Regions from separate parts of the Homo sapiens genome. Here region 1 is linked to region 2. Evidence: read pairs that join two places in POLR2A ChIA-PET (ENCODE). Cell type or tissue: PC-3. All regions are shown on one strand. Each heading gives the region's core, and the rest is flanking DNA. Links, peaks and the distances in the headings are about the cores only.

The links. Peaks named below come from ENCODE experiments on the same cell type or tissue, not always from the same donor. Only the 100,000 strongest peaks of a DNase experiment are listed, where the experiment ranks them.
Region 1: POLR2A ChIA-PET joins it to region 2 with 10 read pairs; 2 of 35 experiments call an interaction of 5 or more read pairs at or near these places.

What each region holds. Positions count from the first base shown.
Region 1 is chr17:81,732,859-81,738,913 of GRCh38, reverse strand. It overlaps LOC105371929 (a long non-coding RNA gene), which reads right to left. Exons shown (of 3, transcript XR_935049.2): 1 at 5,092-6,055; 2 at 3,059-4,128; 3 at 568-824. Among named protein-coding and RNA genes, the nearest start is that of SLC25A10, 24 kb to the right of the region's middle. In PC-3, for the core only: no CTCF peak of the experiment used is centred there; DNase peaks (open chromatin) are centred at 2,643 and 3,153; H3K4me3 peaks cover 1,330 bases; H3K27ac peaks cover 1,524 bases.
Region 2 is chr17:81,948,637-81,954,691 of GRCh38, reverse strand. NOTUM (notum, palmitoleoyl-protein carboxylesterase) reads left to right here. Exons shown (of 11, transcript NM_178493.6): 10 at 389-436; 11 at 1,425-2,185. The coding sequence ends at 1,731. Among named protein-coding and RNA genes, the nearest start is that of MYADML2, 4.4 kb to the right of the region's middle. RefSeq lists an enhancer at 5,705-6,055. In PC-3, for the core only: no CTCF peak of the experiment used is centred there; no DNase peak of the experiment used is centred there.

The DNA.
Region 1 (6,055 bases), core at 1,796-4,295, 220 kb after region 2:
GACGGGGAGGACGGGTGGAAATGGAGATGGAGGATGCTGGAGGGGAGGGCGGAAGAAGGCCCGCGTGGGGCCTTTATTGATTGAAAGGAGCATTTTCCAAATCCCGGTAAGGATGCCGGGAACCAGGCCGAATCCGCTGCTGGGTCAGCTCCTGGGAGCTTGGGGCAGGTGCACAGGCTGCCTCGGCCCAGTGTCGAGGGAGGGCCGGGAGACGGAGGAACAGGAGTGCTGGGTTGTGTTTTTGAGCTGGGAGGTGCTGGTATTGGAAAAGGACCCGGAGGACACGCTGGTCGCCAGGCGATAAGGAACCACCGGCCCTCAGCATCAAGGAGCTCAGTGTCCCCCTGGGCCAGGGTTGGTGGCAGAAGAGCCTCCCTCGGAACTGGCTCCTAGTATGTCAGGGTGAGGGGACCCCAGAATGGCATCAACAAGGAACGCGTGGCCCATCGACAGGCGGCAAGTCAGGCATGGCTCCCTGGGGCTTGGGCCTCCAGGAGGCGAGGACTTGGTGTCCTAAGGGGCAGGTATTAGCTGTCTACTGCCCGTAACAAATCACCCGACACTCAGTGCCGTAGAAGAGCAGGCATTTATTATCTCCAAGTTTCTGTAGGACAGAAGTCTGGGTCCCCTGCTCAGGGACCTTCACAAGGCTGCAGCCGAGGTGTGGGCCAGGCCCGTGGGCCTCTCAAGGCCCGACTGTGGGGTCCCTTTGCAAGCTCACCCTCCACCGTCTCAGGCCTCGGGTCCCTGACTGCTGGCTGGAGGCCTCAGTTTCTTGCCACGAGGGCTTTTTCTTGGGGCGGCTCAGCACCTGGCAGCCAGCTCTGCTCAGAATGTGTAAGAGAGAGAGAGGAAAACAGAAGCCCAGTGTTGGCGTGACCTCCCCTTGGAAGGACAGCCCGTCACTTTGGCTACAACCTATTCATAGAAGGGAGCCCGCTCCCACCCACACTCCAGGTGGGGGTAACTCACTGGGGCACCAACACAAGTGGGCTCGTGGGGCCACCCTAGAGGCTATGATGGATAGAGGGAGCAATGGATGGGCACACAGGAGTGCCACAAAAGAGACAAGAGTGGGTGACCTGCTGGGCACAGTGGCTCATGCCTGTAATCCCAGGACTCTGGGAGGCCAAGGTGGGTGGATCATCCGAGGTTGAGAGTTCGAGACCAGCCTGACCAACATGGAGAACCCTGTCTCTACTAAAATACAAAATTAGCCAGGTGTGGTGGTGCATGCCTGTAATCCCAGCTACTCGGGAGGCTGAGGCAGGAGAATCACTTGAACTCGGGAGGCAGAGGTTGCAGTGAGCCAAGATTGCGCCATTGCACTCCAGCCTGGGCAACAAGAGCAAAACTCCGTCTCAAAAAATAAATAAATAAAAAAAGAAGAAGAAGAGTGGGTGACTCCTTGCCGACATTCCAGACCTGAGCCTGGTCTCAGGCAGCCACACAAGGAGAGAGGAAACCACACAGGTCACTTGTGAGCTGTGAGTATGGGCCAGGCACAGCGGCTCACACCTGTTATCCCAGCACTTTGGGAAGCCAAAACAGGAGGATTACTTGAGACCAGGGGTTTGAGACCAGCCTGGACAACATAGTGAGACTCTGTCTCTACTACAAAATTTTAAAATTAGGCCAGGTGTGGTGGCTCACACCTGTAATCCCAGCATTTTGGGAGGCCAAGGCAGGCGGATCATGAGGTCAGGAGATGGAGACCATCCTGGCTAACACAGTGAAACCCCATCTCTACTAAAAATACAAAAAATTAGCTGGGCGTGGTGGTGGACGCCTGTAGTCCCAGCTACCCGGGAGGCTGAGGCAGGAGAATGGCAAGAACCTGGGAGGCGGAGCTTGCAATGAGCTGAGATTGAGCCATTGCACTCCAGCCTGGACGACAGAGCGAGACTCTGTCTCAAAAAAATAAAAAATAAAAAATTAGCCAGGTGCAGTGGTATGTGCTTGTGGTCCCAGCTAATTGGGAGGCTGAGGTGGGATGATCGCCTGAGCCTGGGAGGTCAAGGCTGCAGTAAACCGTGATCGTGCCACTGCACTTTAGCCTGGGCAACAGAGAGCGAGACTCCATCTCTAAAAAAGTATTAAACATAGGCCAGGTGCAGTGGCTCACACCTGTAATCCCAGCACTTTGGGAAGCCAAGGCGGGCGGATCACCTGAGGTCAGGAGTTCGAGACCAGCCTGGCCAACATGGTGAAACCCCGTCTCTACTAAAAAGACACAAATTAGCCGGGTGTGGTGGTGGGCGCCTATAATACCAGCTACTCGGGAGGCTGAGGCAGGAGAATCGTGTGAACCCAGGAGACAGAGGTTGCAGTGAGCCGAGATCGTGCCACTGCACTCCAGCCTCGGCGACAGAGTGAGACTCTGTCTAAAAAAAAAAAAAAAGACAAGATGGCAATGCCCATCAATCCTTGTTAAATTCACGGGCACAATTCCCACAAAAAACCAGATGGACCCTGGCAGATGCCATGGACAGCCATAAACTCAGGGGAGCAGCAGCCACACAGCAGCGGCTGAGCCAACTTGCTGTCTTCCCTGGAGTGAGCCACGCAGCGCTGGCCCACAGTAGGTGGAGACGGACCTAGTGAGCATGTTCGTCCCAGCCTGGCTCAGCAGGGCTGGAAGCTGGCATTCACCTGGAGCCCGCTCAGTCTGCAGTCCCTGCCCCGCCCCAGAGTGTGTTAACGCTCCTGCCGTCACCACAATTCTAGTGCTTGAAGAGCCCAAGTATCAGTTGAGATATTATTGGTTGTAAGTCATTGGAAACTCAACTGAAATGGGCTGGAAAGACAAATGGATCACATCACTAGATGATTTGGGGAGCACCCGCAGGAGCAGCTGACTCGGGGGCCGGGCTCCCTCTCCGAAGTTCCCTGTGCTCCGCCCACCGCTGTGTTGGTTTCAGCCCTAGGCAACGGCCACTGTCCTATCATCTGCACCGCCTGCGACTCACACCCCTGGAAGTTAGGAGAGTCTCCCCTCCACCAACCGTCAAACCAAAGTCCCCAGTTGCCAAAGACCAGCTCAGCCCAGGTCACGCACCCTCTGCAGCTCAGCCCGTGTGACTGAGAAGTCCCAGGAGAAGGAAGGGGAAGTGGGTGTCTCCAGGCATCACGAAGCCTGCTCTGCGGGGCTACGTGTGTAGACACAGGCTGGTGGAACGCCTTGCCGGAGAGCAGGGGTGGTTCCAGGGAGGTTCCCAGGTCCCAGCTCCACTCTTGGCTGGAGGAAAGCCTAGGAAGATGCCCTCCCGTCTGCAGGATGGTGCGCGTGACTCAGCAGGGACAGAGCTGCCTTTCCGGGTGCCTGGTCCCACAGGGGAAGCCCCAGAGTCTCCCCGGGGAAGGGACTGCAGTGAGGTGCCAGTAAAGCTCAGACCCCTTGGGAAGCAGTGAGCCTTCCCAGCAGGGTGAGCGTGCCCTCTGCATCACACAGGGAACTCCCCCCAGGAGGTCCTGAGCCTGCAGGAGGGGACGGCGGGCCCTGGGTTCTGCCTGACCCGGACTCGGGGGTGGGTGGATGCCCCTGGAAGGGTGGCCTGCAGAGCCCCCAGTGACCGGGACTCTGGGGACCGCAGGGGCTGGGGCTGAGCTGCAGCCAAGAGACCTGCTGCGGAAGGGGGGACCCCTTGCAGACAGCCCATCACTGCCCTGTTCCTGCCGCCAGGTGTGGCATCGGTGTTGCTCCCGGGTCCGGGCAGTGGTGGCCGCTGCACCAGTTCCATCACTGGGGGCTCTCGGGGTTGGGTGCTGGGATAAAGGCAGGCCCCAAGCTTCTGGGATCATGGGTCTGGAGTTGTCCCTGGAAAATAGAGCTGGACCCCTTTTGTGCCCTGAGGGCGGGTGACCACACATGGTCACAGGGCAGGAGGGTGGATTGCAAGCTGAAGTGGGTTGGAGAGACCCTGGAGGGGTTGGAAGTCCCACGCGGGAGACTCAGCTGAGCCTCCTCTGCACCCTGCCTGCAGCTGCTTCCCCTGCAGTGCCCACCCCCAGAGCCCTGCCAAGTCCCAATGGAGCCCCACAATCATCCCCCAACGTTACTCACCTCAGGCGGCCAGAGTCTCCCCTCCATACTCGAAGCTGCCGGGGTCTCCCTGCTGCAGACTCTCCCTAGCAGGGACCCAGACAGACGGACGCTGGTGGCTGGACAGATGGGCTCCCGGGTCTAGGTTGCCCAGCCCAGCCCAGCCCCTCTGTCTCCAGCGTGGGGTCAGACTCCGGGAAGGATGCTGTGGCCTCCATCCTGTGGTCGGCCTGTCCTTCCAGGCTCAATCAGACGTCACCCCGCAGCCCTCCTGAGTCGCCCGGCCCTGCCGTGCCCTCCCCGAGGGGCTAACGAGGCCTTTGCTCTGGCTCTGGCATCCGCCCATCGGCCCAGTGCCAAGTGGAGTCCACATGGTGCCCGCCCAGCACCGGGTGATGGTGACGGTGACGGTGGTGACTGTGCGGGGCCGTCTGGCCTGTGGAAACCTGATCCTACCCCTGGCCCCGGGGCCGGCTAAGTCCCCAAAAGCCCAAAGCCGGGGTTCTAGTGCTGCTTGGGCCTGGGCTGCCCTCTCACGGAAGCTCTGTGGGCACCTCCTCTGTCAGGCGGCCGCCTGGGCCGGATCTGGACCCCAGAGCTGTGTCATTGCGTATTTGCCAGACCATTCATGTCCCAAGCAAACTGGACAACACCGTCTTTGCCATCTCCCCTGCAGACAGCCTGCAGCAGGCTGGGGTTGGGTGAGGAGGACCCTCCAGCAGGACAGGCCGCCCCCACAAACCGAGCCTGATCACCCTGACCCTGTTTCACCCTGGACAGCCGAGGCCTCCCCCAGGGCTGGCTTGGCATAAAGAAGCCCCCATGCCAGCCCTGCCGGGCAGAACCCCATCTGTCCAGGCTGCACTGGGCGCTGCCACCCTCCTCACCCTGCCTGGCTGGCCATGTCCCAGCCCCATTCCAGCACCAAGCCTTCCTGAGCCGACAGCGCCACATGGCTGCCACCCAGAGGCCACTCAGGGAGTGACAGGCCGCTGGCCAGCCGGGTGGACCATCCACCCCACCGCCTCTGCCGGCTTCTCCTCACTCACCTGTTCACACACTCATTCATTTGCTCAATGATTCATTCATCCATCCTTCACAAGGCTGGGTCCTTGGCAGGCGGGGCACAGAGGAAGAACAGGCCTTGTGGCCGCAGGGACGCAGCCAGAGAAGACACACCCAGCCCTGCTCCCCTCCGGCTTCCTAGTGGGGACACAGCCGATGCCTGTAGTTCTTTTGGATTTTTGGTTTTTCTTGAGACGAAGTCTCACTCTGTCGCCCAGGCCGGAGTGCCCTGGCGTGATCTCGGCTCACTGCAGCCTCCACCTCCTGGGTGCAAGCGATTCTCGTGCCTCAGCCTCCCGAGTAGCTGAGATTACAGGTGCGCGTCATCACAGCCGGCTAATCTTTTGTATTTTTAGTAGAGATGGGGTTTCACCATCTTGGCCAGGCTGGTTTCGAACTCCTGAGCTTAAGTGATCCGCCTGCCTCGGCCTCCCAAAGTGCTGGGATTACAGGCTTGGGCCAATGTGCCCGGCTTAGATGCCTGAAGTTTGTAAAAACAGATAATGTCACAGAGAGGGGAGGTCAGTGGAGGAAGCAAACTGCCCCCTGGATGTGTGGGGGGGCCAGGGCAGACAGGAGGGGCCACGAGGGGCAGGAGGAGGGAAGAGCGTGGGACCCTGAGCAGGGCAAGGGCCAATGGGTGGGAAAGGGGCGGAGATGCACAGAGTGACTTCACATCCACTTCTCGGGTGGAGGGCTGGGGGCCGGGCAGAAGGTAGAGCCTGCATCTTCAGAGACCTCCTGGGCCGCAAGGAGGAGGGGCAACAGGTGAGGATGTGGGTGTGGCCTGGGCAACAGGTGAGGGTATGGTATGGCCTGAGTGGCAGGTGAGGTGTAGCCCTGGCCTGGGTGGCAGATGACATGGCCTGGGAGGAGGGTGGTGGGGCAAGGCGCTCTACACGTCTCTTTCCTGGGTCCACCCGTGCCCCAGCGTTCCCCTGCCCCCCA
Region 2 (6,055 bases), core at 2,375-4,874:
GAGCTAACCTTGCCTGTGGGAGGCAAGCAAGCTTCGATTGTACCACTACACTCCAGCTGGGGCGATAGAGCCAGACCCCGACTCAAAATAAAATGAAAATAGAGTTCTAGATAGTAGCAGAATATTTGCCTGTCTAGGGCAGCCTCTTGCCATCACCTGGGAGGGCCTGCCTGGAAGAGGTGGACTCTGAGCAGGGATTTGAGGCACAAAGCGATAAGGGTCAGCCGGGAGCTGGCCAACTAGGGGGAGGCCCGGGCCAGAGGAACAGCTGGCAGCCATAGCAACAGGAAGGGGTGATGGCCAGGCGGGGGACAGCTCTAGGGGAGTGGGGGTGGAAAAGGGGCTGAGGGGGTAAGGAGCTCACAAGCCACTGTCTCCTCTCCAACAGGGCCAGCTTTGCCCCCGCCTGCCTCTCCCATGAGATCATCATCCGGAGGTCAGTGTCCCTGCTCCGGGCAGCTTGCGTCCATGACATCAACTTCAAAAGTCCACATGCTCCCCAACCGCACTTGGCCTCCCATGGGCCTCTTCTTGGCGCTTCTAGGGGTGGGATTTCCTTATAGGGGTGCCAGAGCCACTTGTACCAACAGCTGTATGGCAAGAATTAAGACTCAGGCTGGGTGCGGTGGCTCACGCCTGTAATCCCAGCACTTTGGGAGGTTGAGGCAGGTGGATCACCTGAGGTCAGGAGTTCGACACCAGCCTGGCCAATATAGTGAAACCCTGTCTCTAGTAAAAATACAATTAGCTGGGCGTGGTGGCGGGTGCCTGTAATCCAGCTACTCCGGAGGCTGAGGCAGGAGAATCGCTTGAACCTGGGAGACAGAGGTTATGGTGAGTCGAGATTGCAACATTGCACTCCATCCTGGGGGCAACAAGAGTGAAACTCCATCTCAAAAAAAAAAGAAAAAAAAAAAAAGACTCAGGCTGAGCAGTGGCTCACACCTGTAATCCCAGCTACTCAGGAGGCTGAGGTGGGAGGATCACTTGAACTCAGGAGGTTGAGGCTGCAGTGAGCAGTGATCACACCACTGCATTCTAGCCTGACAGGCAGAGGGAGACCTTGTCTCAAAAAACAAAACAAAACAAAAAAACCCAGGCTAGATACGGTGGCTCACGCCTGTTATCTCAGCACTTTGGGAGGCCAATGGGGGCAGATCACCTGACGTCAGTTCGAGACCAGCTTGGCCAACATAGTGAAACCCCATCTCTACTGAAAATACAAAAAATTAGCCAGTCTCGGTGGCACACGCCTGTAATCCCAGCTACTCGGGAGGCTGAGGCAGGAGAATCGCTTGAACCCGGGAGGCGGAGGCTGCAGTGAGCCGAGATCCTGCCATGGCTGGTCTCAAAAAAAAAAACAGCTGCCTCAGTGTTGATGCCACTCCGCACATGTGACCCCCTCCCCCGGTTTTCCTCTGCAGCCACTGGACGGATGTCCAGGTGAAGGGGACGTCGCTGCCCCGAGCACTGCACTGCTGGGACAGGAGCCTCCATGACAGCCACAAGGCCAGCAAGACCCCCCTCAAGGGCTGCCCCGTCCACCTGGTGGACAGCTGCCCCTGGCCCCACTGCAACCCCTCATGCCCCACCGTCCGAGACCAGTTCACGGGGCAAGAGATGAACGTGGCCCAGTTCCTCATGCACATGGGCTTCGACATGCAGACGGTGGCCCAGCCGCAGGGACTGGAGCCCAGTGAGCTGCTGGGGATGCTGAGCAACGGAAGCTAGGCAGACTGTCTGGAGGAGGAGCCGGCACTGAGGGGCCCAGACACCCGCTGCCCCAGTGCCACCTCACCCCCCACCAGCAGGCCCTCCCGTCTCTTCGGGACAGGGCCCCAGCCGTCCCCCCTGTCTGGGTCTGCCCACTGCCCTCCTGCCCCGGCTTTCCCTGCCCCTCTCCCACAGCCCAGCCAGAGACAAGGGACCTGCTGTCATCCCCATCTGTGGCCTGGGGGTCCTTCCTGACAACGAGGGGGTAGCCAGAAGAGAAGCACTGGATTCCTCAGTCCACCAGCTCAGACAGCACCCACCGGCCCCACCCATCAAGCCCTTTTATATTATTTTATAAAGTGACTTTTTTATTACTTTAATTTTTTAAAAAAAGGAAAATAAGAATATATGATGAATGATATTGTTTTGTAACTTTTTAAAAATGATTTTAAAGAGACAAAAAAGAACCTCACCCTGCCCGCGTGTTTATTTGCTTCACACTTCCCCTCCTCCTCTCCCTCCCCTCCCTCCTCTCCCTCCCTTCCTCCTCTCCCTCCCCTCCTCCTCTCCCTCCCCTCCTCCTCTCCCTCCCCTCCTCCTCTCCCTCCCCTCCTCCTCTCCCTCCCCTCCCTCCTCTCCCTCCCTCTCTCCCCTCCTCTCCCTCCCCCACCTCCCCTCCCCAGCCCCACAGCAGCAGGGAGACAAAGGGAGGGGCCGTGGGGACTCTCCAACTCTGACCCCTTCTTGGATGCACAGACTCAGAGCAGGGTCTTCTGGAGGGGCCCTGCTTCCCTTCAACCCTTCTGCAGATACCCACTTCCCAGGGCGGATGGCACCAGCTGCGTTTCTTTTTACTTATTCATTTATTTAGAGACAGGATCTCATCGTGTTGCCCAGACTGGAGTGCAGTGGCACAATCACAGCTCACTGCAGCCTTGAACTCCGGGGCTCAAGCAATTTCCCCACTTTGGCCTCCTGAATAGTTGGGATTACAGGCACGCGCCACCACACCCGGCTACTGTTTTAATTTTTTGTAGAGATGGAATATCCCTTTGTTGCCCAGACTGGTCTTGAACTCCTGGGCTCCAGCAATCCTCCCTGCTCAGCTTCCCAGTGTGTTGAGATCACAGGCATGAGCCACTGCACGTGGCCCCTTTTCATTTTATTATTTTTTTTGGGAAGAAATTCGCATAACAGGATGAGCCATTTCCAAGTGAGCGACTCGGCATCTGTCGCACTCAGAGTGCCGTGTGACCCCCGTTTCTGGTTTCAAAACTCTTGCCAGGCGTGGTGGCTCACACCTGTAATCCCAGCACTCTGGGAGGCCAAGGCAGGCAGATCACAAGGTCAGGGGTTTGAGATCAGCCTGGCCAACATGGTGAAACTCTGTCTCTACCAAAAATATAAAACATTAGCTGGGTGTGGTGGCATGCACCTGTAATCCTAGCTACCCGGGAGGCTGAGGCAGGAGAATGGCTTGAACCCGGGAGGCAGAGGTTGCAGTGAGCCGAGATTGCATTGCACCACTACACTCCAGTCTGGGCAACAGAGCGAGACTCCGTCTCAAAAAAATAAATAAATAAAAAATAAATTTTTTTTTTTTTGAGACGGAGTCTCGCTGTGTCTCCCAGGCTGGAGTGCAGTGGCACAATCTCGGCTCACTGCAACCTCTGCCTCCTGGGCTCAAGCGATTCTCCTGCCTCAGCCTCCTGACTAGCTGGAATCACAGGCATGTGCCACCACGCTCAGCTAATTTTTGTATTTTTAGTAGAGATGGGGTTTCGCCATGTTGGCCAGGCTGGTCTCAAACTCTTGACCTCAGGTGATCCACCCGCCTCAGCCTCCCAAAGTGCTGGAATTACAGATGTGAGCCACCACGCCCACTCCCTAGTTTCAAAACTCTTTATCAATCCAGAACACTTCCTACCCAGCTGACAATTCCTTAAACATTTGCATTTTATTTCTTTCTACTAGGTCATTCCTGCACATGGTTCAAAATTCAAAAGATGCAGAAGATATGAGGGCGAATGCCCATTTCCCCCACAGCTCAGGTTCCCTGGCTCTGCTTCCAAGGGCAAACAGTGTTACCTTGTGGATATTCCCAGAGATCATTTCGTGAAAATTCCGGTAAACAGGTGCACACGTTGACATACATGCATTTTTTTCTTTTACACAGATGGCTACACACTACACACTGGTGTCTCCTCCTCTTGACACTGTATTTCGGGGCGCGCAGTGAGCTGCCGCAGGTGTGACAGTCCAGGGCCTGCGGAGGGCTCTGCGGCACACGCAGGTGCAAAGGGTGCACGTGCATAGCCTTGTCGTGTGGTCATCACGTTGCATGAGGGCAAGTATGTCTGTGGACTAAACCCCAGATGTGGGATTCCTGGGGCAAAAACATGAAGCTCTAGCCTGTCACCCCAGCACTTTGGGAGGCCAGCGTGAGATGATCGCTTTGGCCCAGGAGGTTGAGACCAGCCTGGGCAACAAAGGGAGACCCCGTCTCTAAAAAAAAAATTAAAACATTAGCTGGGTGTGGTGATGTACACCTCTGGTCCCAGCTACTCAGGAGGCCGAGGTATGAGGATCACTTAAGCCTGGGAAGTCACAGCTGCAGGGAGCAGTGATCGCGCCAGTGCACTCCAGCCTGAGTGACAGCAAGACCCTGTCTCAAAAAAAAAAAAAAAAAAACAGACCAGGTGCGGTGTCTCACACCTGTAATCCCAGCACTTTGGGAGGCTGAGACTGGTGGATCACTTGATGTCAGAAGTTCAAGACCAGCCTGGCCAACATGGTGAAATCCTGTCTCTACTAAAACTACAAGAATTAGCAGGGTGTGGTGGTACACACCTGTAATCCCAGCTACTTGGGAGGCTGCGGCAGGAGAACTGCTTGAACTTGGAAGGTGGAGGTTGCAGTGAGCCGAGATTGTGCCACTGCACTCCAGCCTGGGCAACAGAGCAAGACTCTGTCTCAAAACACACACACAAACGTACCCATGAATCTCTGTAGTTTTGATAATACCAAGGTCACACCAATGCCAGCCTTGGGCATGGTTGTGGGTGGAGCTTTCTGAGCAAAGCATTCCATGCCAATTGTATGTAGCCCTACGAGGTGGGTTTCATTATAAACGCCAGTTTACAGGCCGGGCGCGGTGGCTCACGCCTGTAATCTCAGCACTTTGGGAGGCCGAGGTGGGTGGATTGCTTGAGGCCAGGAGGTTGAGACCAGCCTGGGCAACATGGTGAAACCCCATCTCTACTAAAAATACCAAAAAAAAAAAAAAAAGGCCGGGCGCAATGGCTCATGCCTGTAATCCCAGCACCTTGGGAGGCCGAGGCGGGTGGATCACGAGGTCAGGAGATCGAGACCATCCTGGCTAACACGGTGAAACCCCGTCTCTACTGAAAATACCAAAAAATTAGCCGGGTGTGGTGGCGGGTGCCTGTAGTCCCAGCTACTCGGGAGGCTGAGGCATGAGAATTGCTTGAACCCAGGAGGCAGAGGTTGCAGTGAGCTGAGATCATACCATTGCACTCCAGCCTGAGTGACAGAGCAAGATTCTGACTCAAAAAATAAAATAAAATAAAATAAATACTCCAGTTTACAAAGAAACAGGCCCAGAGAGGCAATGTGACCATAAGGGTCAGAGGACACGGGGCCACGTCAGCCTGAGCTTCACACCTGCCCTGCGGCCACGGCTCCATTCCCAGAGTGGCCAGGACCGTAGGACCCTGTGCCTTGGGGACATGTCCTGGGGTCTGACTCTCTGTGCCAATGAGTCAGGGCTGCCCTGGGCCTGAGAATACCCAGACAGGACTGGTGCCCGTGGGCAGGTGTCTGCCACCCCAGGCAGAGCCAAGTGGCCTGTCCACGATCCCCCTGTGGAGCACTCCTATGTGGTCTCTGGAGGGAATCCATGGAGTCCCAGCAGCCAATGGAGACGACAAGGTCAGAGATGTGGAGACCGAGGGCTGGAGGTGAGAGAAGGGGTCCGGGGGAGTCTGGTGGCCTCCTTCTCGGGGCCTCCAGAGCCAGACCTCCAGGCAGGGCCTTGGACAGGACTCCCCACAAGGACAGAGCTCGGGAGGGAGAGGGGGCTGGGGAGCCCGAAAGAGGCCTGGCTGTCACCCTGTCTGGGGAGACTTTGCTGGGACCCCTGCCGTGCTGTGGGAGCTGGGGGAGCCACATGCGAGGTGCTGGCTCTTGGCCAACTCTGGCTTGAGCACTGCAGTCTGGCAGGCGTGATGTTTGCTCCTCTGAGGTGGCTGAAAGGGACCTGAGGGCGGATGGTGGTGTGTGTCTGGGGGGACCAGGCTCACTGAACAGGACACTTGTGGGT